5 separate regions of the Homo sapiens genome follow, and regions 1, 2, 3 and 5 are each linked to region 4. A link is a loop called in an ENCODE intact Hi-C map of the cell type or tissue named here. Cell type or tissue: endothelial cell of umbilical vein. All regions are shown on one strand.

The links. Hi-C counts contacts between places; a loop is a spot of excess contacts. Peaks named below come from ENCODE experiments on the same cell type or tissue, not always from the same donor. Only the 100,000 strongest peaks of a DNase experiment are listed, where the experiment ranks them.
Region 1: it touches region 4 in a loop (13-fold over the local background); 5 of 110 quality-filtered maps call a loop at or near these places.
Region 2: it touches region 4 in a loop (5-fold over the local background); 3 of 110 quality-filtered maps call a loop at or near these places.
Region 3: it touches region 4 in a loop (14-fold over the local background); 10 of 110 quality-filtered maps call a loop at or near these places.
Region 5: it touches region 4 in a loop (2.0-fold over the local background); 5 of 110 quality-filtered maps call a loop at or near these places.

Annotation. Positions count from the first base shown.
Region 1 is chr7:32,202,416-32,207,415 of GRCh38, reverse strand. It overlaps a transcript of PDE1C not described here. Among named protein-coding and RNA genes, the nearest start is that of PDE1C, 130 kb to the right of the region's middle. RefSeq lists an enhancer at 1,076-2,275. In endothelial cell of umbilical vein, CTCF peaks have their summits at 166 and 2,817; a DNase peak (open chromatin) is centred at 2,865; H3K27me3 peaks cover 11 bases.
Region 2 is chr7:32,036,540-32,041,539 of GRCh38, reverse strand. All of the region lies in intron 2 of PDE1C (phosphodiesterase 1C), which reads left to right. Among named protein-coding and RNA genes, the nearest start is that of PDE1C, 31 kb to the left of the region's middle. In endothelial cell of umbilical vein, a CTCF peak has its summit at 1,976 (motif pointing right); no DNase peak of the experiment used is centred here.
Region 3 is chr7:32,060,252-32,065,251 of GRCh38, reverse strand. All of the region lies in intron 1 of PDE1C (phosphodiesterase 1C), which reads left to right. Among named protein-coding and RNA genes, the nearest start is that of PDE1C, 7.7 kb to the left of the region's middle. In endothelial cell of umbilical vein, a CTCF peak has its summit at 2,902 (motif pointing right); a DNase peak (open chromatin) is centred at 2,901.
Region 4 is chr7:31,812,009-31,817,008 of GRCh38, reverse strand. It overlaps PDE1C (phosphodiesterase 1C), which reads left to right. Exons shown (of 18, transcript NM_001191057.4): 15 at 855-1,085. Among named protein-coding and RNA genes, the nearest start is that of PPP1R17, 130 kb to the right of the region's middle. In endothelial cell of umbilical vein, a CTCF peak has its summit at 2,581 (motif pointing left); DNase peaks (open chromatin) are centred at 918, 2,618 and 4,888; H3K27ac peaks cover 1,595 bases.
Region 5 is chr7:31,888,159-31,893,158 of GRCh38, reverse strand. All of the region lies in intron 2 of PDE1C (phosphodiesterase 1C), which reads left to right. Among named protein-coding and RNA genes, the nearest start is that of PDE1C, 180 kb to the left of the region's middle. In endothelial cell of umbilical vein, no CTCF peak of the experiment used is centred here; a DNase peak (open chromatin) is centred at 2,178; H3K27ac peaks cover 746 bases.

The sequences.
Region 1 (5,000 bases), 390 kb before region 4:
GAAGAGTTCAGTTTGGGAAGATTGGGAGGATTCGGATGATAAGTTTTTTTTTTTTTTTTTGAGACTGGAAGATGAAGTACTGCAACATTCTCTAATTTTTGCGTCCAACAAGACAGCCTTGACAGTGTGCGTTGCCCAGTACGGAATCAGGCACGACGGGGATTGGCGGGGGCGGGTGGCCAGAGCCTGTGCTGTGATGGCTGGACCCTCTAGAGGTCAGCAGAGATCTGGGAGTGGGGACTTGGGAAGGGCTGCTTCTGGTGGTGGATGCTGTGGAGTTAGTCCTGTGAGACTCTGGATCTACCAGGCCCCTTCACCACCCCTGCCCCATCATTGCAGGCTCAAGCAGTGGCTTCCAATCAACCTGACTTCAGTTAGAGCATCTGCCTAGCAACTGTGGGCACATACAGTAACATGGGGAAGTCATTCTCCTAGAAGTGAGGGTTAGGGAAGAGGGAAGGGAACTCAAAGGAAGCAGAGAGGATCTCTTCCCCTCACAAATGCTGGGAGAATGACAGTGTCCAGGACAGTGAAGAGTTGAGACTGACCTTGACTTGAGTGCGCTGTGTGAATGCAGGCACACCAGCTTCCAACCAGCAGATGGTTTGAGAATGGCATCTATCACAAGGCCAGCTGTCCTGGGGCGAGAGCCACCGGGTGTGGGCACTGCCATGCTCTGCAGTGGGCAGGGTGAGCTAGAAGAATACCTCATGTGGGTACTGCATGGTGGGCACCTCACATGGGTGCCGCATGGAAAGTACCCCATGTGGGTACCGCATCGTAGCCACAAGGGCAGTGTGGGGAACAGCTGATCTCCCCTGCTCAGGTCCAGGCCTCAACTTGGTGAGGAGCTCCTGGAACCCACTGTGGCTCCTGACATTGGGGACTTCTGGGATGAAGTCAGCTGGCTGTGGGGTCCCTTTCTAGTCCTGCTCTCTGGGATGCTGGTGAAGCTGCCCTCCAGTGCCAGGCCCTAAAAACCCTCCTCTCTAGACATGTCTGTTTTATGCAACTGTCGGTCTCTATTAGACAGTCAGCTCCTTGAGCCCATGGGCCGTGTCTGGTTGACTGCACCTGACCTAGAGAAAAACGCTGATTGAAGACTGCATAAACTGGCCCCTTTCTGCTCCTTTCCCCCTGCTCCTCTGCATCCTAATCAGTGAGCCGTCCCATTATCAGCATACACAATCCCCAAATCCCCCCAGAATATATCCTCAAAGGTCTCCTACATGCTAGTGGGAGAGTCCCCAGCAGCCACCATGTAAGCTCTGGGGGTCAAGCCGGGGTTTGAATTCTGTGTCCAGAATTATGAATTCTGTGCCGCGTTGAGCAGGTAACCTTACCCCTCTAAAAACACATTTTCCACACCTTGATCCTAGAACAGTACTGCGTCTAGAATCGGTTTCTTCTGGTGGGTTCTTGGTCTCGCTGACTTCAAAAATGAAAACATGGACCCACCTGGTGAGTGTTACAGTTCTTACAGATGGTGTGTCCATAGTTTGTTCCTTAAGATTTTCAGATGTGTCCGGAGTTTCTTCATTCTGATGGGTTCACGATCTTAATGACTCCAGGGGTGAAGCTGCAGACCTTGGCAATGACTGTTACAGCTCTTAAAGGTGGCATGTCTGGAGTTGTTTTCCTTGGGGTTGCTTCATGGTCTCGCTGGCTTCAGGAGTGAAACTGCAGAATGAGTGTTACAGCTCATAAAGGTAGTGCAGACCTAAAAAGCCAGCAGCAGGAAAATTCATTGCAAAGGGGGAAGGAACAAAGCTTCTGCAGGGCACAAGCAGACCCAAACGGGTTGGCTGGGGGGTTGGCCTGCTTTTATTCTCTTTTTTGGCTCCACCCACATCCTGCTGATTGGTCCATTTTACAGAGTGCTGATTGGTCCGTTTTACAGAGTGCTGATTGGTCCATTTTACAGAGTGCTGATTGGTCCGTTTTTACAGAGTGCTGATTGGTGCATTTACAAACCTTTAGCCAGACACAGAGCACTGATTGGTGCATTTACAATCCTTTAGCTAGATAGAAAGGTTCTCCAAGTCCTCACCCAACCCAGAAGCCCAGCCAGATTCACCTCAATGCTAGAGCTTATTTCCAAGTTGTTGTGGATGATCACATGCAAGGGTGAATGTTAAAATACTTGAAAACATGTGACGTGGTCACTGAACATCAGAACAGATGCTGGTCATGGACTATGTGAAGGACTAGAGTCCAGGAGACCCCTGACAGGACAGACATGGACCCTTTAATTGCTGGATGAAGCTGGGGCAGCAGAGGTGGATATTGGCCCTGATAACCTGGAATTCATTATATGAAGCACAGGGACTGTATACCACAAGCGCTCAATAAGTGTGGCTGGTTGTTATTACCTTGAGTTTTCAGCCTTCCTCCCCTCTCTTCTTCCCTTTTTTCTTTAATTTCATATATACTTATTGAAGACTTTTCTGTTCTTCTGTGAGCCATGGAGATAACACAGATGAGTTGGTTTGTCTTCAAAGGGTTTGCAGTCTAATTAGGGAGACAGAAGTGACTACTACAATACAGCATGTGGAAGGAAATGCTAGCAATTGGTAGGAGGAGCTGGGAGAGTCAGAACGGGGACGCTTCAGCCAGCCTGGTGTGGAGGTGAATTCAAGGGAGTCCTCCTGGAGAAAGTGAGCATTAGCTGAGGCTTGAGGGTCTGAATGGGGATAATAGGTAAAAAAGGTAACTTCTAATCTTCATTGGAAAAAACTCCAAATACCACATGTAAGGGAATGAAGGCCACATGTAGTGTTCAGACGTGGCCACATGTAGTGTTCAGACGTGGCCACAGTGTGGCAGAAAAAGCCCAGATTTTGGTGGCATCCCTCTCCTCTAGAGGACGTAAAAGACGCTGCATTCAGTGCATTGGACAGAGCTTCTGTCAGGAGTCCAGGGCATTGGAGGAGCCCGAGCGAGGGAGACAGTGCCCACAGAGCTCTTGTGGCTGGGCAGCTGTATGCTGGAGTTCTGGTTGCTTTCCTGAGGGAGGACTAATTTCTCCCCCAAGATGAGCAATCGTGGACAAGAAAATACAAAAGTCCTCCCTTATCTGCGGTTTCACTTTCCCAGTTTTGTTACTTGTGGCTAATAGCGGTCTGAAGATATGAAATGGAAAATTCCAGGAATAAACAATTCACAAGTTTTGATTTGAGTGCTGCTCTGAATAGCGAGATGAAATCTCACTCTGCCCCACCCACGATGTTAATCCTCCCTTTGTCCAGTGGATCCATGTGTAGATGCTACCTACACGTTAGTGACTTAGGGGCCCTCTCGTTTATCAGATTGCAGTGCTTGTGTTCAAATCACCCTTATTTTATTTAGTAATTGCCTAAGTGCAATTTCTAAGTGCACTTAGTAAAAAGTGCAAGAGTACTGATGCTGGCAATTTGGATACACCACAGAGAAGCCAGCAAGTGCTTTCTTTAAGTGAAAAGGTGAAAGTTCTTGACTTAATAAAGAAAAAAACTGTATGCCAAGGTTGCTGAGATCCACAGGGAGAGCGAATTTTCTATCTGTGAAACTGTAAAGAAGGAAACAGAAATTCGTGCTAGTTTTGTTGTTGCACTAAAGCTGCAAAAGTTATGGCCACAGGACAGGATAAGTGCTTAGTTAAGATGGAAGTGTTATTAAATTTGCGGAGGGTAGACATGAGCAGAATCGTGTTCTGATTAACAGCAATCATGTTAGGCACCATCCCTGGTTTCAGGCAGTTGTTGGAACGTACCCCCTCGGATAATGGGGGACTACTATAGCGGTATCAAAAGCAATAAGAAAATAGAGATTAATTAAGAATCCAGGTATTTTTGGAAATAGATTTTCCTGTGAAAGAGCTGGAGTACTTAGGGTGGATGGGGGAGTGAAGCAAGGGGCGGCCCTTCGTATTTTTGTGCTGGGTGAATGATCACCTTCCCTCTGCAGAGATGGGAAATGGAAGGCAGAGATGTGCAGTGGGGTGATCGCTGGGGTTGGTTGAAATAGAGGGAGGCAGCACCTATGACATGGTGATGCCATGTATGGAGCCCCAGAGGGAACTCAAAATCATGTCCGAGACAGTGCTAGAGTTCAGCCAGGGAACTTTACTAGATCAGTTGTTATGGCTAGGAGGGTTGGTGACAAAAGAAGGGAGCTTGAACTGGGGATGGATGAAGACAAAAAGAAGAAGAAGAAATATGTGGGAGGAACGACTGAGAAATGCCATGAGTGGGGGACTGTGTGGCTGGTGGCTGGGCTTTCAGTGTTCTCGGGGGCATGTACTACGTTTGAGACAGAACCATATAAGGGATCCAGGACAGATGAGATCACGTACATGTAGGGTGCTATGGCAAGCAAAATAGTCAAACTAATAGAAATGCAGAATTGGATGGTGTTTGCTAGGAGCTGGGTGTGGGGAGGAGCAAACAGGAAGTTGTTGCTCCATGGGTATAAAGTTTCTATTATGTAAGATGAATAAGATGTGGAGACCTGCTGTACAACATAATCCCTGTAGTTAACAATATGGTATTGTTCACGTTAAAATACATTAAGAGGATAGCTCTCATGTTAAGTTTTCATACCACAAAAACCAACCAATCAATCAACCACGCAAGCAACACAAAAGAACACAAGACAGCTGGCTACTAGCTTCTTATCTACACTTATAATCATCCTCTCGAAGCTCCCCCAGTGACCTGTGACACATCCATGTTTCAGAGCCACAGTTAGACCCCAACTTGTGTTGACCCAAAATTTCTCTGCTTGCCCACAAGGGGACTTCACCACCTTATCTTACCCCATTTCTCCACCCCTTTCATCAAACACAGTTGTTATCAGGCAAGCCGATCAGCTTGGTTCAGTCAACAGATGTATTCATTGGGATTTGAAAGATTTCAAGTTAAAGTAGAGTTTACAAATGATCCAGTCCAGTGCTCACCACTCTGTCTAAAGCTCAAATCCCTTGTATGACATCCCTGTCATGGGGTCATGAGCTCTTTGCA
Region 2 (5,000 bases), 220 kb before region 4:
CAAAGTTCGTGAGGTCACTGCCTGAATTTTTCCCTTTTCTATTCCACAAGTGAAGTCACACTCAGCTCTGCTTTGTTTATTCTCATAAATTTGGGATGTCGAGGAGAGGGGGCTGGAATGATGAACTTCTAAGCAAGCTGGAGGGAGTATGGCAAGATGAGAACATGCTTTGGAAGGGTGTGTCTGTAGTCTTTGCCCTGCCATGAAATTGGAAGAGTATAGGGTTGGAATACAGAGCAGGGGTTTGGAGTTGTCCATACTTGGGTTAAAATCTGAGTCCTGTCGTGAACCTGGTGAAATGCTTGTGTGGGTTTCCCCTGCCTACTGGAATCTGTTTCTTTTGGTAAATGGAAATAGTATTTGCTTCCTAGGGTTCTTGTGAGCCTGGAATGAAATAGTCTATGTGAGGCACATAGGAAGACTTTGGTGTGTGGAAAGTCCTTAGTCACTGAAGTCTTGGGACTTCAGTACCGGAATTCAGTGACCACTATGCAGAAGGCTTACACTTTGAGATGATACAGGTGGAAGTCTTGGGTCATCTAAGGGAACAGGTAGGAAGCAGACAGGTCTTGTTCTTCAGGGGCTCTGTGAGGCAGAGTCTGGATCTTATTTACTAAAGCATGGAATCAGCCTTAACAAGGGATTGGTGACTGTCTTTTGGGGCACATGGAATAGGACTTAAAGAAGATTGGGGTAGGTGGGGCAGGAGATCAAGCTACGTAAGGGCAATAGGCATTGGGACATGGACCTTAATTAGGAAAGGAAAATTTTGGAAGGGCACAGTCTCTTGTGGCCATAGAATATCTTTCTACGGGAAGGCATTTACAGTTTGTCTTCATTTTTAGTTTTCTATTTTGAGGAAAATTTATGTTCTTTAAACTATCACAGAGTAAACAACACTGTATTTCATTGATTGAGAGTATACATTCTTGTGTCAGAATGCCTGGCTTCTGTTCAATTATATTCTAAGCATATGACCTTTAGTAAGTTACTTTATTTCTCTAAGCCAGTGGTTCTCGACTGGGGGTGATTTGGCTGATTTGGCCCTACGAGGGTATTTGGCAATGTCTACAGACAGTTTTTGGTTGTCACTTCTGGATATGGGGTATATTACTGGTATCAAGTGAATAGAGACCATGGATACTGCTAAATAGCCTATAGTACATGGAACATTTCCACCACAACAAAGGATTATCCAAAATGTTAGAGTGCCAATGTTGAGGTACATAGTTCTAAGCTGTACCTTCTTCTTTAAAAAGAGAATAACATACTTACCTTGTGGGTTTGTTGTAAGGGTTAAAAGAGATAAAGATTAAAAGTGTTAAGTGTATATCCTGGCTTTTAGTAAGTGTAAAGAACATTTTAGCAATTGTTATCAATGTTACTATTTTGACTTATTGTTGTTTATGTAGTAAATTTATGACTTATGTTTCATAAATGTAGCTGACAAGATTTTATAGGTGTATTAGATACATTTACATTTCACAAGGAAAATTTTTAGACGTACTTTTAATCATGCTTTGAAAGAGATTTTAAAGTTGTCTTGAAGGGTTAATATTGTGTGGCTTATATAAACACAGTATACTACGTTCTGAAACAAATTAGAAATCATAAGTTCCACATGCTATTGTATTTTACTAGTCCTGAAAAGCACAAAATCACAGGTCTTAAATGAAACACTTTGGTATTGTTGCACATTGTTACCTAGGAGGCAATAAAACAAAATATATTTACTGGGAAATGAAGTTCCATCCCTTACTTGTGGGGGTAGAGACAGTAAATTATAATAGTGATTTCAGTGAAAATTAGTAGGTACAAAGCAAATCACAATATAAATGGGAATAGATTCCTACTTAGTATACCCTGACAACACAAATATCCCTAGAAATTGATAAAAGTCCAGTGCTTCTGAAAGCATGGCTGAATGTGGAGTCACAGGCAAGTTCCTTCCTGCTGCGAGGTTCTGAATCGCGGAGCTCTGCCACCAGGGGACAGGGTCGTCCCCGTTGTCCTGCACTCTGGTATGTACATAAATGGAGGACTTTGTGTTGACTTTTCTACAATCAGTTCTTTAATCTTTCAGATGTGTTCCACCATTAGATCATAATCAAGAATTCTCAGAATTAGCACTGCAATTAAAGCATGTGAGAACCCGATGTGAGCAATATGGACTGTGAGATGTGCAATCATCCTTCTGCTGTCATACCAAATTCATAATCCTACATCTTTGATAATTTTGCCATGATTTTTTGGATAATTTTAGTAACTACAAGTGTGCTCTGTTGTTTGTAATAGTACTATCTTTACTGATCACCCCTACTCACTCATGACCCATTATCAAGAAAGTAGGTTAACCCTTAAGGTAATGCAAACAGTGCCTGTTTGCTGGGTAAACAGAAGCCCCATTCCTTCAGAGGACATAATGCTACTATTTGGGAATGAAGGTACTTAATAATAACAATATAATACTGGTGATGAGGATGATGATGGTGGTGCTGATGGTGGTGGTGGCCCATGAGCACAGTTATTGCTAACTTCATACTTTCACCTGTTTGCTTTACATCTGCTTTTCTTTCCTGCTGATTCATTCTATTGAGAAACATGTTCTGGGAGCATGATTTTGAGATCTGACAGATGAGATTCTGATGAAGCCATTGTAAAGCTTAAATCGCTTCCCATTTAGCATCATTATTTTGAATAGAAAGAAATGTTTCTTAAATTAGTCTCTTGTGTCGAAGATGAATCATGTTTAAAGGGTGCTTTTTGTCTTCAGATTCATAGGGTAGATGATCCCCCCTCTTTGATATCAGTGACTTACTTTTGCCACTGGCTTGGGTGGAACATTGTAGGAGCATAATTATACCAGAAGACTGTAAAAAGGCAATATATCACTAGCATTCAGAGCATGGATTTTGGGGTCTGAGAGATGTAAATTTAAATCCATTTTCCACCACTTAAACTTTGTGATTTTTCGGCCAGTTAAGCTTATTCTCAGGGTGGGGCTTACTAATGGTACCTAATTCAAAGGGTTGTGATAAGTAAATGAGACAATGCGTGTATGCTATATGGCCCAATTCTAGATATATATACTAGCTGTTAATATAATGCCTGCCCTCCCAATAAAAATTAATGGCCACAGAATGTCTTCCTTCATCATAATTAACTCTCTGCAAAACTTGGCCTCCCTCAGGCACTTATTCTGCTTGTGCGGGAGATTAATTCTTCAGGATCTCATTTATTGGAGGATTTGTTGGAATGGGGTCTGCAATAGGCGGAGGTGGGAGAATCTGTGTCTCATGCTTCAGGATGATCCTCAAGGCTGTGAAGGCAAAACTTGCAGGTCTGCATAAAGAGGCTAAAAGAAGAAATCCAACCCTTTTATCCTAAGATTCTAGGTGTCACCTACTACTGTTATTCTTTTGATCCCTGTATTTATCTTCTAGTAGGCTCTGCAATGCATAGATCTGTGGGCAGGGACCTTATGTTTCCACCATATATTTAAAAAGGGTAGGTGAGATTTGCAAAATGAAAGTCAGTCCATGTGGTTTGCATTAATAATACTACTGAGAGATTGAACAAATTGAAAGTACTTATTTTAAAAATAAGTCATACTGAATGTTTTGAGTTGAGTGTATTTTATTTATGGAGGTAAATTTTGACCTGACTCCACTCTCAGACTCTTCATTTCACTACAGGTTTACTGAGTGGAACTATGCAATTAGTAGTCAAGCACTGTGAGACATTAAACCAAAACCAAAACAAAAAATGAAATGTGGTTTCTGCCCTCAAGGAGCTAATGACATAATTGGAGAGATATAGGACCCAGACAGGTAATTTCAATATAAGTTATTTGACAAAGGTACAAAGTCATAGAGAATTTCAATATTAAGTTCTTGGATAAAGATGTAAAGATTTAGTTACATCTGCTTAGTTTGGGGGTTCAGAAAAGTCTTTCTGTAGATGACACCTGAGGCTTAAGGATGAGTAAGAAAAACAGCCAGATGTGGAAAGGTGGTATGGGTGTTTTATTTAGAAGGAATACTATGAGCAGATAGTTCATTTTTATCACCGCTTTTGTTATCTGAGTCCCAGTCCCTGCTCTGGCTTGAGTGAGGTTTGTATGCAAGAGAAGGGAAGGATTGCTATGCTGTGGGTATCCTTGTGGGTGAGGGGCAACTCCCTGCCTTAATTACCTTATCGTGAACTAGATTATCACTCCCCTAAGGGCTGCAAGCAAAAGACAGAAAACACCTAATAAAGACCTTTCTCTACTTGAGAACATGCAGTGTGGCCATTTGGGCTATGTGGACCACTTGTCTGTCAGAATGGCCCATTTCAAAGAAACCAGGAATCACTTTAAAATAAGAATCAGGGAAAATAAAGACTCCTACAACTTCCATAAAAGAGTAGAGATTGACAGTAAATGATGAGATGTGATCCCCCCTTTTTAAATTTTCTCAGCTTTTGTAAGGCTGGTATGATTTCTTTCTTACGTAATTGATAGAATGCATCAGTGAAACCATCTAGATCTGTCTGTCTTTGTAGGAAGATAGTATTGAAACAGTTCTCAAATGGTATCAGAATTACCAGCAAGGTCTGTTAAAACACAAATTGCTGTGACCCCCACCCCACCCACTCTAAAGTTCTGATTTGGTAGGTCCGAGTGAGAGCTGTGGATTTACATTTCAAAAAGTTTGCAGGTGTTGCTGATGCTGCCTTTCTGCTGGAGCTACATGTGGATAACCTCTGCCTTAATAGGTATAGGGATATTCAGAGTTTCTATTTCTTGTTGAGTCATTCTTGGTTAAGTTGTGGTTTTTCAAGGAATTTGTTCATTTCATCTAAGTAGTGAAACTCATTGACATAATGTTGCTTGCCATCTTTTTAATATCTGTAAGATCTGCAATATCTCTTTTTCATTCGGGACATTAGTAATTTGTGCCTTCTCTTATTTCTTGATCAAGCTTGCTACTTGTTTATTACTTTTATTAATGTTTTTA
Region 3 (5,000 bases), 250 kb before region 4:
GGGACTACTGGCAAAGCTGCTTGCACTTAACTGAGATATGGCTTGTGTTCTAGTGAACCTTCTCTATGTTCACCACTCATTGAGAATTCCCTAAGGAGAGAGTATGGTTGGGTCTGTTTGCTGTCATGCAACATGGAGCTATTGGAGATAAATCTCACCACCTCCCCCTCACTGGCCCCCGGCTCCTCCCCCCCCCCCCCACCGCCGTTCCGTCAGAAGTAGTTGGCCCCTGAATTGGTCTGGGTAACAGGATTACCTTCTCCTACTAATCAATTCCCAAGAGCCTTACTTTCCTTAAAAGCTTAATGTGTGGTGTCCTCTTGCAGCTCATCTAGTGCAGTACTGAGGGACAGATAGAAGTGTAGTCATGAGAGGTGATGCTGGAAAGGAAGGCAGAGGCTGGGTAGTGATACATGACATTTAAAAATTTTACTTTTTGTTTTACTCAAAATTATGTATGCTCATAGTTTGAGGAGGTGAGTAATTGAACACATTTTACTATACAACAAAAAAGTGCTGTGTTCTAGGTGTTCTTTCATATCTTCTAGAGAAATATATATATATTTTATGATACATAATATTTTTAGAAGTTTGTGTTTTATCCTTTCAGTTATAAGAAATTGTTAAAAGATGTTAAGCTGGAGAGTAACAAAATTAGATTTGAATTTTAGGATTGTAATTCTGGAAAAAGGGTGGAGGACAGATTGGAGATGCGACTCGAGGCCTGGAGACCAGTTGGGGAAGATGCCTGATTTGGGGTAGCGCTGCTGAAGATGAAAGAACAGGGGGCATGTTTGAAATGAGAATTGACAGAACATAGATTTAGAGTAGAGAAAGAGGAGCTGTTGTCTTCTGAGTTCTTTCAGCTTAGATGTCTCAGTGAATTTGGTGTTATTTGCCTCGTTAGGGACTATGGAGATAAGAGCAGGCTAGGATAAAGCAGAATGATAAACTTGGGTATAGATATGTTAAATTGGTAGCCTCTGGAATGTTCAAGTAGCTATTGGTGATGGCAATATGGAGCCATGGAGAGACCTTTGGCCTGGAGTGGTGGGTCTGAGAATCTTGGTTCTTATTATTAAATCCTTGCAAGGAGATGACCCAGGGAAGAGGGCATTGACCTGAATCTTACCAGAAAAGCAATTCCAGGAGAATACTTTAAAAAATTGTTGTTTGTTTCCCCCAGATTACATATTTAATGTATTAACTGGTCCTTTTACTCTCCCATTCAATTGGAATTGCCAGATCGTTCAGCATATTTTTATTGGGTTTCCATTATGTACTAGGTGCTAGGAGCTTCAGAAGGGATACGAAAATATCAGAAGAAAATCCTTACCATCAGGAAACTTAGAATATATTGAGGGAAACAAGATACGTCTTATACATGTGAAAAGGTTAAAAATCAACAACAAAAAAGAGGGCAATAATTAATTGCTGACTAAGTGATGTGGACGCTACATGCTAGGATTCAGAGAAGGGAGACATTTGTGTTTGAAGGATTGTTTTCGAGTCTTTCTTTTCTTAATAAAGATCAAGTTAAATCTCTCTGAAATACATTCTTAATGTATATTAAAGGGGAAAAATGTGAATATCAAAAGAAGTAGATTCTCACATTTACAGTGAAATTTTCTTTACTTGAATACTCATGCAGCTTACTAGTACATCATCACTTGATTATTGTAATTTGGTTATGCTAGTGTATTAGTTAATTACAACTCAATATTTAGCAGCAAAGTGCTTAATATCTTGACTGAGCTTTACAGCATTCCTCTGTCAGTTGGGAAGCAGCCCTCAGCAGAGAGGTTTCTGCATTACCATCTCTAGTTTTCAATCTTTAATTTTCTTTGGCTCATGGAAGACTACTTTCCTTGGTTTCCATTTCCCCACATGGAAGAAAAGTGTTTATAGGACCTATCTCCTGGATTTTTGAGAAACAACTAAAAGAAATAATTGTTATTAGGTTAATGCAAAAGTAATTGCAGTTTTTGCTGTTAGTTTTAGCGGCAAAAACCGCATTACTTTTGCACCAACTTAACAAATATAAGGCACATTACAATAGACTGGGACAGCTTTGAGAATGACCATCATCGGAGTTTCCCACTAGCAATAAAAATGAATTCTACAACAAATGCAACACTCTATTTCTGGAGGAAGTATACTGAATTCGTGTAAAGTGTTGGTATTCTTCAGGCTTTTATTGTACTGTTTATACAGAGTCCTCTTGACAGCTGTTATTAAACAAAATAAATGAGTCTTAATGACCGTAAGACAAAGCTAGATGTTCCTAGCTTGTGAGATTATGAAAAAACTAAAGAGAATCATTCCATCCAGAAGATATAAAAATTGATCATTTTAGGTAATGAGTTTTGTTCATATAGTTGAAGGAATACACATCTGTATGCAGAAAATTCAGTCATTCATTCACTTACCAAATATTTCTGTGGCACTTACTATGTGCCTGGTGCTGTGCTAAGCACCAGGGAATTAGTGGGAAACAAGACAAAGGCTCCCTCCCTCGGGGGATGTTCAGCCTACAGTAGAGGAATATATTAAACAATACTTCCATAAATTACTACCTGCTGTGACGAGTGCTGCAAGAAGTCCAGCACAGGGAGCTGTGAAAACATAGAAGAGAGGACCCAAACCTGGTCCGGGATTCAGAGAAGGCTTCTCTGAGGAAAAGAGACGCATGCTGAGACATGAAGATTATGTAAATTGTAGTTAAGTAGAGTTAGGGAAGCGTATTCTAGGCATTTAAGGCCTGGGATGTTTATACCTGTAAAGATCTAAAGACAAGAAGGAGCATGGCCCCTCTGAGAAAATGAAAGAAGGCCAAGTGGCTGCAGCGCAGACTGGAAGGAGGCGAAGGCTCCAGACACAGCTGGAGAGGAGCCAGGTCCGACTTCATCCACCAGGGGGCCTCAGCAAGGGGAAGCCATTATCAGTAGGCATGGATGTGAGAACTTTTTAGGAGGTAGATCCAACAGGACTTGGATATGGGGGATGAGGAAGAAAGTGGAATTAAGGTCAACTCGCAGGGTTTTGGCTTGAATCCCCAGGTTCTTTTTTCTTAGATTAGGATCACTAAGGGAGGAACATGTTTGCAGGTCTTGTCGTGAGTGGGAACAGAATGAATGGGGGATAGAGAGTTCAGTATGGGATGAGTTCAGTGTGGGACATACTGACTATGAGGGGAGATATGGGGAAGGCAAGAGCAGTTGGATAAGTGAGTCTGGAGATTAAACAGGTCTGGAGATATAATCTACAGCCCAGCAAAGTAAGCAGGAAAATTCTGTGTATATCTGAATGATGCCAAATTAATATATCTATAAATTTTGTAAGTAGAGAATACAGTTTAGTGTGACCCCTAAATAGTCTGAAGGAAGGTTTCAGAAGACCAAAAATTTATGTATATTTTCTCATTGGCATTTACTTGTTCAAAATATTGGCATTTACTTAGGCCAGCTAATAATCATAACTTTACTTGAAACTTATATTGACTACTTGGTATCATGCCCATCAAAACATAGGTTTGGAACAGAGACAGAAACCAGTATGGTCATTCCCAGTATTCCAAGGGCAGAAAGAGGCCATGACCCAGGGAGCCAAATGGGATGAGCCCTCATCACGGACCTTCTGGGAGGTAGAGGGCACATGCCATGGGGCTGAGACCTGAAGCCTGGAGCCTAGCCCACTGCAGAAGGGCCAAGTGAAGCTTGGCTGCGTGGAGGCTCTCTGGCTCTGGCAAGAGGCCTTTCTGCAGTTTAGGCTCCATTGAGGGGGCTTGGCCTCCTGTGCCTGCTCCAGAGGTGCCTCCATGGATATGGCTGGGCCTTGTCTCCTGGAGCAGTCCACAGTTCTGGCCACAGCGCTCACTCACTGTACCACCTCTGCCCATTCATGCCCTTTCTCTGCTCTTTAAGGCCTTCCTTCTATTTCTACCCAAATCCAAGGACCCATTGCAAGGACCCGGTATTCAATATTCTGCCAAAATACAGCTTTCCTTTCCCTTAAGGCCACCAGAAGAGCAATAATTTAGACAATCAGTATGAGAGTGCATGGAGCATTTTGTCTGAAAGTCACAATTGGATATCCAAAGACCATTAAACTGTTGTTTATCCAGATTCCAACCAAAGAAAATGCTTAAATAACCAAGACTTTTCCTACACTCTAGAGATACATCTAGTAAATATGGAAGTGAAAGATTAATCTTTGAAAGCTCCTTCCAGATGTTTTAGGAGTAGTTCAAATTCCGACTGACATCCTGCCACTTGTTTTCATTTGTCTCTCTGACTTTTGTCTAAGGATGACCCACAAAAGTTTATTGCATTTAGTATACCATTCCATGTGGGTGTCACTGGAAACCGTGTCTGCTAACTGTGAGGAATTTAAACACTTTCATAAATAAGGCCTTTCCTAGCTCATTAGTGAAATAGAAGGATTAATTATCATAAATCAAGCCTCATAAATGTTGTTTCAGAACTGCCATTCTGACTATAAAATCACTGACTGAAATTAGTCATTGTTAAAAAAAAAATGAAAGAATCGTTCAAAGCACCAATTTCTGGGAGATTTGGCATAGTTTCAGTGAAGGTAACTACTATAGCTCAGGAAAATTTGCTTCCAATGCTCATCTGATTTCAGTTGACAGAAGAGCTCAAAATGGTCCCAAGAAATGCATCTGCTAGTTGGCGCTTTTTTTCCCTGTATTTTGGACAATGGGCTCATTTTGCCATATTTAAATTGTTGAGATTTATAGAGCGTGTGTTTAGGGAGGCTTACATAGATGATGCTACTACAAGATAGGATTTTGGATGAAATAGGAAGGACTCATGCTCCCAAGGAGCCATGGCACTGATTCAAATTCACCTGGAATTGTAAATGACCAGCAGCTGCTTTCTGCCAGGAGTCAGTTTTGATAAGAGTTGGGAGGAAGGGCACAGAGTGGGGAGAGGGAAGGAACACTGCAGGAGTGGGTAGGCAAGACTTAGAAAAATTAG
Region 4 (5,000 bases):
CTGCTCAATAAATATGAGTTGGATGAGTGAACCAATCTTTTCATAAATACTTAACCTACGCATTTCTGCGGTGGTTTTGACTAAGCACAGAGCCAAGCCCTTTTATAATCAACTGGATTAGAAATAATGCTAGCATCTTTTCATTAAAAGGAAAGACACAGACCAGGTACCTGGCCAAACTAAAGGCTACCTCTCATCTTGTGGACAGTTTGAAGACCATGTTTTTTTCATAAGGCTCAATTATCCCCTTCCTTGTTTTAAATTAACAAACAGTGTCCTCAGTGTGTTTGTCTTCAATTGCTCTAGTGTTGGATATTTTCCCTTTTTGTTTTGTAATCAATTGTTTGTGTTTAAACTCTAGGTCTTAAGCAAGCCCACATGAAGCTGCAGTTTTTACTGTGGCTATGGGAAAGTTTTATGATGTCTCTCAGCCTTGATTTCCACATTTGTCAAATTGAGTCACAGTAATAGTAGCTGCTGTAAGGTTGTTTTGAGGATGAAAATAAATAATCCCCAAAAAACACTCAGCATAATACTTGGCAGAGCGAACACGTTCAATAGAAGCTATTAATAACGGTGATATTAATAATACAATTATAATATTGGTTTATTAATTATTATCCTTATTATTTTCTCCCTGACCTCTCCTCTAACTGTTTTCAGAATGACATCATTATGAACCTATTTTATTCGTTTCCTAAGTATACATGCCAATCTGATGAATTAAGCAAAAATGTACCCAAACACTCAGTAAACACCTTAGATACTCTTTGTGTACTAAAACAGGCCATTCTCCTAACGGCATGACCTCTTTTTCTCTTTTCTGTGGCTTTCCCAACTTGCCATGGATGCAGAGGAGAAGGCCAAGAAGGAAGCAGAGGAAAAGGCTCGCCTGGCCGCAGAGGAGCAGCAAAAGGAAATGGAAGCCAAAAGCCAGGCTGAAGAAGGCGCATCTGGCAAAGCTGAGAAAAAGACGTCTGGAGAAACTAAGAATCAAGTCAATGGAACACGGGCAAACAAAAGTGACAACCCTCGTGGGAAAAACTCCAAAGCCGAGAAGTCATCAGGAGAACAGCAACAGAATGGTGAGTAGACTTACACTGGTGAAGGGCTCTTTTCGCGGCATTAATGACATAATGAATGGAAACTGGTGAACAACCCTACTGATGGGGTCAGCTCACAGGGCAAGGCTTCCCTGCTCATCCAGTTCCTTCTGATCCCACCTCATTGGGCTGCAGGATTCCAGCAGAAGCAGCTACCAGCTCACCTGTGCCATCCTCTTCAGGGAGATTGATACCTTTCTGGCCATTTCCAGCTGCCCTGGAGACTCTAGCCAGTGCCTGCCTGCCTGCCAGCTGGGGGAAAATTACCATGATCAACCCCAGCACATTCCTGAGTGTAAAGTGGGTAAATGGAAAGTCATTTTCCCATATATACCATCGCTCTATGAGGGCCAGACCTCAGGTTTGCCTGAGCCTTTTCCTGTAATAGATATCTGTATATCTGTGTGTGTACAAGTGTGTACTTTAGGGGGACCAGCTGTTTCAGTTTACCTGGGACTGGGAGACACAGAGCTTTCTGTTTTAAAAACAGAAGAGCTCCAGGCAAACTGGGGTAAGCTGGTCACCATAGTGTGCATATAGTTATTGATTTCTTATATTTAATGCAACAAATATCGATTAACAACTACGTGCCAAGCACCATGCTTAGCACTAGGGATTTAGAAATGGAAAGGCCACAAGAAGCCCAAAATATCAAAGGTGATAGAGACATCCTCCAAATATTTCTAGTGAAATGTGCAAGTGAAAGTAGTGACATGGCAGATAAAATGCCCGAGGAACATGTGCAGAGAAAAACACATTAGCTTTTTGGGGACTGGGGATTATAAAATGGGGTAAATGTCAGAGTAGGCTTCAAGAGGGGGTTTTGAATGCTGAAGCTGGCTGGTCAGATGGGCTAAAGATACTTCTGAGTGGAGAGAACAAGATGAGCAAGTACACAGGGCTTTGATTTGGTTTCCTTGTTTAGGGGCAGGCAGGAAGTTCTGAGTCTCCAGAGCTTGCAATTGACAGGTTGTGGCTGAATAGCAAGGTAATTTAGCAGTCAACAGACCTAGATTCAAGTCAAGCTGTGCTTCTCCCTTTTCAGTGTCCTTGGCCAGGCTACTTAACCTTCTACTGTTTCTACACAATGTATATAGTAATACCTATTCACAGCACAGGCCTCATGGAACCTTCAGTAATACTCATGATAGTAAAAACAGTGAAGAGAATAACAACAAATAGCATGTATTGACTGCACACTAGATGCTGTTTTAAGTTCTCTTTGTACATATTCATTCTCTTGCCTGCCTGGTGCGACCAGGTAATCTACTCAGAACCGTGTTCTAGCTATTATGCCACAGGGCCGTGGTCAATGATTTCTACATGTAGAAAGTGCTTAGCACGATGTTCTCCAATTATTTTTATAATTAACCATTTATAACATGTAATCAGAGAACAATATTTTAACACATGTAATAATAATGATAGCTTATATCATATTCCAGGAACCTTGCAAAAATTACTTCAGTTAATCCTGGTGACCACCCTAGGAGGCACAGAAGGCCATTGTCCCGACTCGTCCTGCCCCCTTCTGGAGATTGCTCTTAATTCATTTGCTTTGTATTCAAGTGCATTATAGTCTGGAAAAAAAAGTTATAAAGAATTTAATAAGAATTTTTCATGTACCCAAACTACCATTTGATCCAGCAATCCCACTCCTGGGTATCTACCCAGAGGAAAAGAAGTCATATGAAAAAGATACTTGCACATACATGTTTATAGCAGCACAATTCACTATTGCAAAAATATGCAACCAGCCCAAATGCCCATCAATCCATGAATGGATAAAGAAATTGTGATATATGTGTGTGTGTGTGTGTGTGTACATATATATGCACGCGTGCGTGTGTGTACATATATATGTATACACACACACACACACACACGATGGAATACTATTCAGCCATAAAAAGGAATGAAATAATGGCATTTGCAGCAACCTGGATGGAATTGGAGACCATTATTCTAAGTGAATTAACTCAGGAATGGAAAACCAAACATTGTATATTCTCACACATAAGTGGGAACTAAGCTATGAGGATGCAAAAATATAAGAATGATACAGTGGACTTTGGGGACTCAGGGGAAAGGGTGGGAGGGGTGTGAGGGATAAAAGACTACAAATTGGGTTCAGCGTATACCGCTCAGGTGATGGCTATACCAAAATCTCACAAATCACCACTAAATAACTTACTTATATAACCAAACACCATCTTTTCCCCAAAAACCTATGGAAATAAAAATTAAAAAAAATAAAAACATATGTTCATACAAAAATTTTTTAAAACAAAAATTTATTATGTACCTGTTACTGTTTTAGAGGGCAGTACAGGCCCCTCCTTGCTACCCCTTCTGAGGACTGAACCAACTGAGAGATAGGTAACAAAATCAGAAAGTCAATGATCAAGACATCAGCTCCACTAAAACTGGAACTTGGGAAACACAGAGTTGGTCTGCTGAATACATGGGCTTCTTTACATTTTGCTCTGAAATGAATTTACACAACCAGACACTGTATAGCCAGGCACAGGACTTTTCCCCCACCCCAGCACCCTGGCAGGCTGCTTCTAGAGTGACAGAAAAGGTGTGTGTCTTACAGAAAACATATCTCAAAGCAGTCTGGGATGTGGGTGGCTGGGCCGGGCTGTGCATGCTCAACCCTACCTCCCAGATAAATAATCACTCCTCTCAAAAGAGGAACATGTAAGGGGTGGTGAGAAAGGCAAGGTGTGTTTCTTCCCTCTGCTTTTTCTTTTAACAGAGTGGGTTAGAAATGTCTTGCCCTTAGTAAAAGCAATAACAATAATACCACCATTTTATTGAATGCTTAACATGTATCAGACATTGTACTTGAGATTCTATCTACATTAAATCATGTAAAAGTTCTAACAATTCTATGAGGTAGAAAAACTCATTCCCATGTTGTGGGTGGGAATACTGAGTCTCAGAGAAGTGAAATCACTTGTGTAAAGTCAAGCAACCATTAAGTAGAGATCTCAGGTTAAACTCTGATCTGTGTGAGTCTCAATGCTCTGTTAGGTAAACAGCTTGTCCCTGTGGTTTGGTGCCTTCAGGGAGAGGGGCCATCAGAGAAATATGGAAACTTAACTGCTGTTTATAAGAGGCTTACAATATACTTATTCCAGGGATTGGCATGCTTTTTCTATAAGGGACAAGATAGTAAATATTTTAGGCTTTGCAGAACATAAGGTCTCTATTGCAACTACTCAACATTGCCATTTTAAAGCAGCCACAGATAATATACAAACAAATGAGTTATCCTGTTTTCCAATAAAACTTTATTTATAGAAATTAAAATTTGAATTCTACATAATATCATATGTCATAAAATATTTGTCTTCTTTTAACCATTTAAAAATGTAAAAGCCATTCTTAGTTTGTGGGTCATGAAAAACCAGGCAGTAGGGCCAGGTTTGACCCATGGGCCATAGTTTGCCAACCCCAGGTCTAGTCAGTGGGAGAAACCAATAAATGCAAATAAGCTAGTCACAAAGAAGGATATGAATTCTACCATAGGGAAACAAAGACCCAGAGAGGGCAGATGTGGAAATAATAATTCATTTTGAAGTTGGTTAAGGGGAAAGCCTGAAAGAAACAAAACAGGAACCTGAGTCTTCAACAAGGCTGGCTTGATTTCACAACTGTGCTTATTTCCTGAAATAAGCAACAGTCTACCATTTCCCTTAAAAAGTAAGCAGTAAATGAGAGGTGGGAAAAGAAAGCAGTTTAGAGCAATAATAAGAAAGCCTAATGGTGGTTCGGGACTATATTACAGCAGCCTAATTAAAATGATTTATAACTGCACAGAAAGTCTCTTTCACTTCCCCTTGTTTATTGAGTAACAGCTCACGTCAGCCATTACTCCAGATACAACCC
Region 5 (5,000 bases), 76 kb before region 4:
TCTACCCTCACTCCCTCACTCCCTTAGTCCATAGCTAGCTCTAGATTTCATTCCTTTCATTTTTTTATGGAATCGACTCTTATTTATTTTTAAAATTTACTTTTATTATAAGCTGACAATAATTGTATATATTTATGGGGTACAATGTGATGTTTCAATACCTATATAGATTGTGGAGTGATTAAATCAATCTAATTAACATAACAATTACCTCACATACTTCTCATTTTTTATGGTGAGAACATTTAAAATCTACCCTTTTAGCAATTTTGAAATACATAATATATTATTCTTCACTATAGTCACCATGCTGTGCAACAGATTACCAGAACTTATTCCTTCTGTGTAACTGGAACTTTGTACCCTTTGATTAACATCTCTCCTTTCCCTGTTCACTCCCTAGAGGACATTATGCTAAGTGAAATAAGCCAGACACAGAAAGACAAATACCACATGTTCTCATATTCAGGATCTAAAAAAAAATCAAACTTTTAGAAGCAGAACATAGAATGGTGGTTACTAGAGGTTGGGTGTGGGTGTGTATATTAATTTCATTCTTTACAACCCCTTCATGGCCAGCCTGCCATAGTGAAGCCACCCTCAAATTGAAACAAACTTCTGAGAATGAACTGAAAAAGGAGAGGGAAGATGCAAATCGTGCTTCATATCTTAGAGTCCCAGGGGATCACTGCCAGTAGAGGTGTAATTAGTGAGCCTTTAGTAAAGTCACTGGGATTCTTTTTCTCTCACCGTTTTAGTGTGGTGACCATTTGCTAGCATCTGAGTTTCTTCAGTTGATCCTGAGAACCTCCATTTGTCTTTCCCAGGGTTTCCTCAAGGCATGAGTCTGGTTCTCACCAAGCTCCAAGCATCACTGATTATAGCCCTCACTGGATGCTCTCCAAAGTCATCAGACACAGTTAGTAGCTCACTGGTGAACATTTACCCCTAACTCTCTTACTGCTGCTGAGGCCAAGCCGAAGGATCTGGAGGACACTAAGTAGACCACTATTTAAGAACAGAGAGACACTTATAAAACCAGCTGGGGAAAGGACAACTATGTCCAGCCTTTTGTCATCAATATTCCATTGAGCTGGATAACTGTGTCCCACTTTTTAAAACTAAATGTTTAATTTTGAGATAATTGTAGAGTCACATTATTGTAAGAAATAATACAGAGGAATTCCCATGTACCCTTTACCCATTTTCTTCCAATGGAAACATTTTGAAAAACTACAGGACAATTTCACAACCCAAGATACTGATATTAGCATAATCTACCAATCTTATTCAGAGCCCTCCAGTTTTATTGTACTCACGTGTGTGTGTGTGTGTGTGTGTGTGTGTGTGTGTATGAATGCATTTGGTTCTGTGCAACATAATTGCAAGTGTAGGTTTGTACAACCACCACCACAGTCAAGGTATAGAATAGTTCACCAGTAGGTTCCCTTTGTTGCCCTTCTTACACGTGTCTCCCTCTTCCTCTCCCTTCTCTCCAATCCCTGTAAACCCCTAATCTTGTCCTCCATTTTAAGAATATTACATAAATGGAATCATATAGTATATAACCTTTTGGGATTGGCTTTCTTCACTCAACATAATTCCCATGAGAACTGTCTCATTTTTGTCAAAATGCTTGGGAGATTATCTGATAATTAGGATGATTACGTTTCTTAGTTTTAAAGGATTTTAAAGTTAGAAAGTATCTTTAATATACAACATTCCATTTGACTCTTTCAAAGGAGCAGAAAGTAAAGGTTTAAAGGAAAAAACAAGTATTGGTGATAGGATTGCATTTTCTAGGTGGGGCAGAGATTGGCTGGATCTCCACTAAAACCACCACCTCTTCCTCTTGAGCCTACCACAGGACTGTGTTTTCCAGCTTCTCTCTTGGAAAGACGTAGTTAGGTGACTATGGCTTCTGGACAATTGGAAGTGACCAGGAGCAATCAGTTCCAGTTCCAGTCTGGTTCATAAAAACCTCTCGCACATGTCCTTTTGCATCCCTTTTCCTTCTGTGACAATCTTGGAAACCCATGGTGAACTTAGAGGAGCCACAAGGTGGGACAGACAACCCCTATTTAGCTCTCCAGGATTTCTTGACATTTAGAGTTCTGAGTCACAGGAGGTGTGGGAGCAGCTACTGTGCGCCTGGAGGAAGTGGAGTGGAGGGAAACAATAGCAGACTCCAACAGTTCCTTTCCCATCATTTCCTCCCCAGTGTGGTGGGGCTGCCTCCTGTCCCAGACCAAGAAGATGCACTGTCTTCACACACACATTCAAAGCGGCAGCCTCAGGTCACCTTAGAGGTTTCTCACGGTTTTCTTTGAGGTTTTTTTCCTATAATTTTTCTTGAGTTAATCTTAAGAAAGGGAACTGTGCCAATTCAGCATCTTGTTAGCCATTATTTGAAGGTTTTTAATCTATGAATTAATTTATTTATTTCTGTTATTATAAAAGAAAAAAGAAGTAGAAATGAGAAAAATGTAACCTTAGGTTTATCTTACCAAAACTTATATTTGTAGTATGGTAGAATTCCTGTGATTTTGCTGGCTGAGGGAGCTTTAGCTCCTCTGGATAATCATACCAACATGATGCAATTGAGGTTGAATGAGGAACTAAATTCAGAAAAGGAAAGCAAAGGAGTCACGGGACCGGGTTGACTATGAAGACATGGAAAGATGTGTCTTGACGTGTCTAGGCATGGGTTGCAACCTTCCTAAATCTTCCTGCAAACTTGCTTCTCATTTCTGCTCAGCTTCCTGTTCTCATTAGTGCCATTCAAAGATGTTTTTAGTTCTTCTCATTTCTTTGGTCTATTAAGACAGATGTTGAAGTGGCATGTTTATCAGCAGGCAGAAGTGACAGTGATTCTTTCCACATGAATAGCTGCAAATGAACACTGGCTTCTGGAACTTACCTCTTGGTAGTCTGTCAGGATCTTAACTGCTTCCCTCTCCCCAGTCCCCAGCATGGCCTGGGGTGGATTCTGAATGATGCTCTGGGTTGTATTTTTCATTCTTTTTTATTTCTTCACCCAGAAGAACAAGTGGGTTTTCATAATAACATCCTTTCCCAATAAGGTCTGCTCGCCTACAAACTTTGGAGAGAGAATGTTTACCTTCACGAAAGATTTTCTTAGCATAATTTGGAATCTTACTCTAAAAAAAAATCCGCTATGTCCTTTTAACAAAATGTGTGAGTTGATTGGCAATAAAAACAGGGGATAAACTGGTTTTTAAGAAACACTTATTTATAAGGCCAAGAATGACTGTTAGGGAGCTCCTTTCTAAAGTACTGCATTTGATAAGAAGTGCAAAGGAACAAAGTCAATATTATTGCTCAAAATGGATTAAAACTTTAACCCTGAGTCGTAACACCTTCTAGAGTACCATAAGAATAGAAGGCTTCTTTTGGACTTGACAGTGCATTTTGGCTGGTGTTCCCATGCAGTGAGCTGACACACTCACTTTGGACACACAGTTGCCCACATACTCTCACACCCACAAACATATATCCCCAAAGGAGATTCACTCTGTAGAGCAGAACAAGGAGGAGACTGAGCATGCAGGGCTCCTCTGTGGCATAGCTTCACGAAAACCAAAGGAATGGAAATATTCATCAGAAAATCCATGGCAACCAAGACAGAGTATGCAGTGATGCCCTTGACTGGGTATCCAAAGAGTGGGTCCCTGCATGTGGAATGGAACAATCACATGTAGAATAGGATAGTTCAAAAACAACTTACATTGCCTGTTTTCTTTTTTCTTGTAGCATGTTTTCTTGTCCACTTATGTTGTGCTTATATGAATATAAAAATACATATGCACATCCTCACACATACCAGCTGGATGTTGAAAGGAAGAGAGTTGGAATAGTGAAGTGGTAGAGGGACATGGGACCAGAATTAAATGCTTTATAATAAGTCTTGATATGTAGGATAGTAACAACAGTTTTGTTGTTTTACCACATCAACTATATTTCATTCTTCACATTTCTAAGTAAATTTTAGAATCGGTTTCCACCAAATGACTTGTGGTGAATTTGTTTGTAATTTAATCTACAGGTGAATTTAGGGAGAATTCATATTTCTAAATGTTGAGTGTTAAAATTCATGAGCATGGATTCTTCTTCCATTATTTAGGTCATTTAAACTTCTCTCAATAATATCTTACCATTTTCCATGTAGATGATTTTATATATTTTGTAAGATTTATTCCTAGAAACTGTTTCGTTTTGATGTTTCTGTGAATGGTACCATTTTCTAATTGTTTATTGCTGTTTATCAAGTGGCATTGCTAAATTCACCTCTTAATTAGAATAACTTATTTGCTGCTTTTTAAAGATATTATTTTTTTCCAGTCCTATGTCTATTATTTCTTCTTTCTTTGTTGAACTGGTGAAGACTTCCCATACAATATTCAGTAGATCAATTACTCTGATACAATTCTGTATCATTATTCTGATACAGAATTATTAATAGTTTACCTTTTTCTTATGTCAATTTTGATAAATTAATATTTTATGGAATTTTAAAATTTCATCTAAATTTTTAAATGTATCTTCAGAAAGGAATTTATGATATCCTTTTACCTTTCTAAATGTCCACAGAATCTGTAGTAATAGTCTCTTTTTATCCTTGATATTGGTTATTTATATCATTTCTCTTTTTTCTTGATCAGTCTTGCTTGACCTATCCATTTTATTAAGCATTTCAAAGACCCAGGTTTTGGCTTTGCTAATTATTTCTGCTGTGAGTTTGTTGCTACTTAAGTTTTGGTTTTGTGCTTATTTTTTGCTATTGCCTACTGTCTTTGGAGTAACTTGTTCTTCTAACTTCTTGAGGTGCATAACGAGATCACTTATTTTTAGACTTCTCCTTTTCTTTTTTTTTTTTTTTTTTTTTTTTGAGACTGAGTCTCGCTCTGTCACCCAGGCTGGAGTGCAGTGGCACAATCTCGGCTCACTGCAAGCTCTGCCTCCCAGGTTCACACCATTCT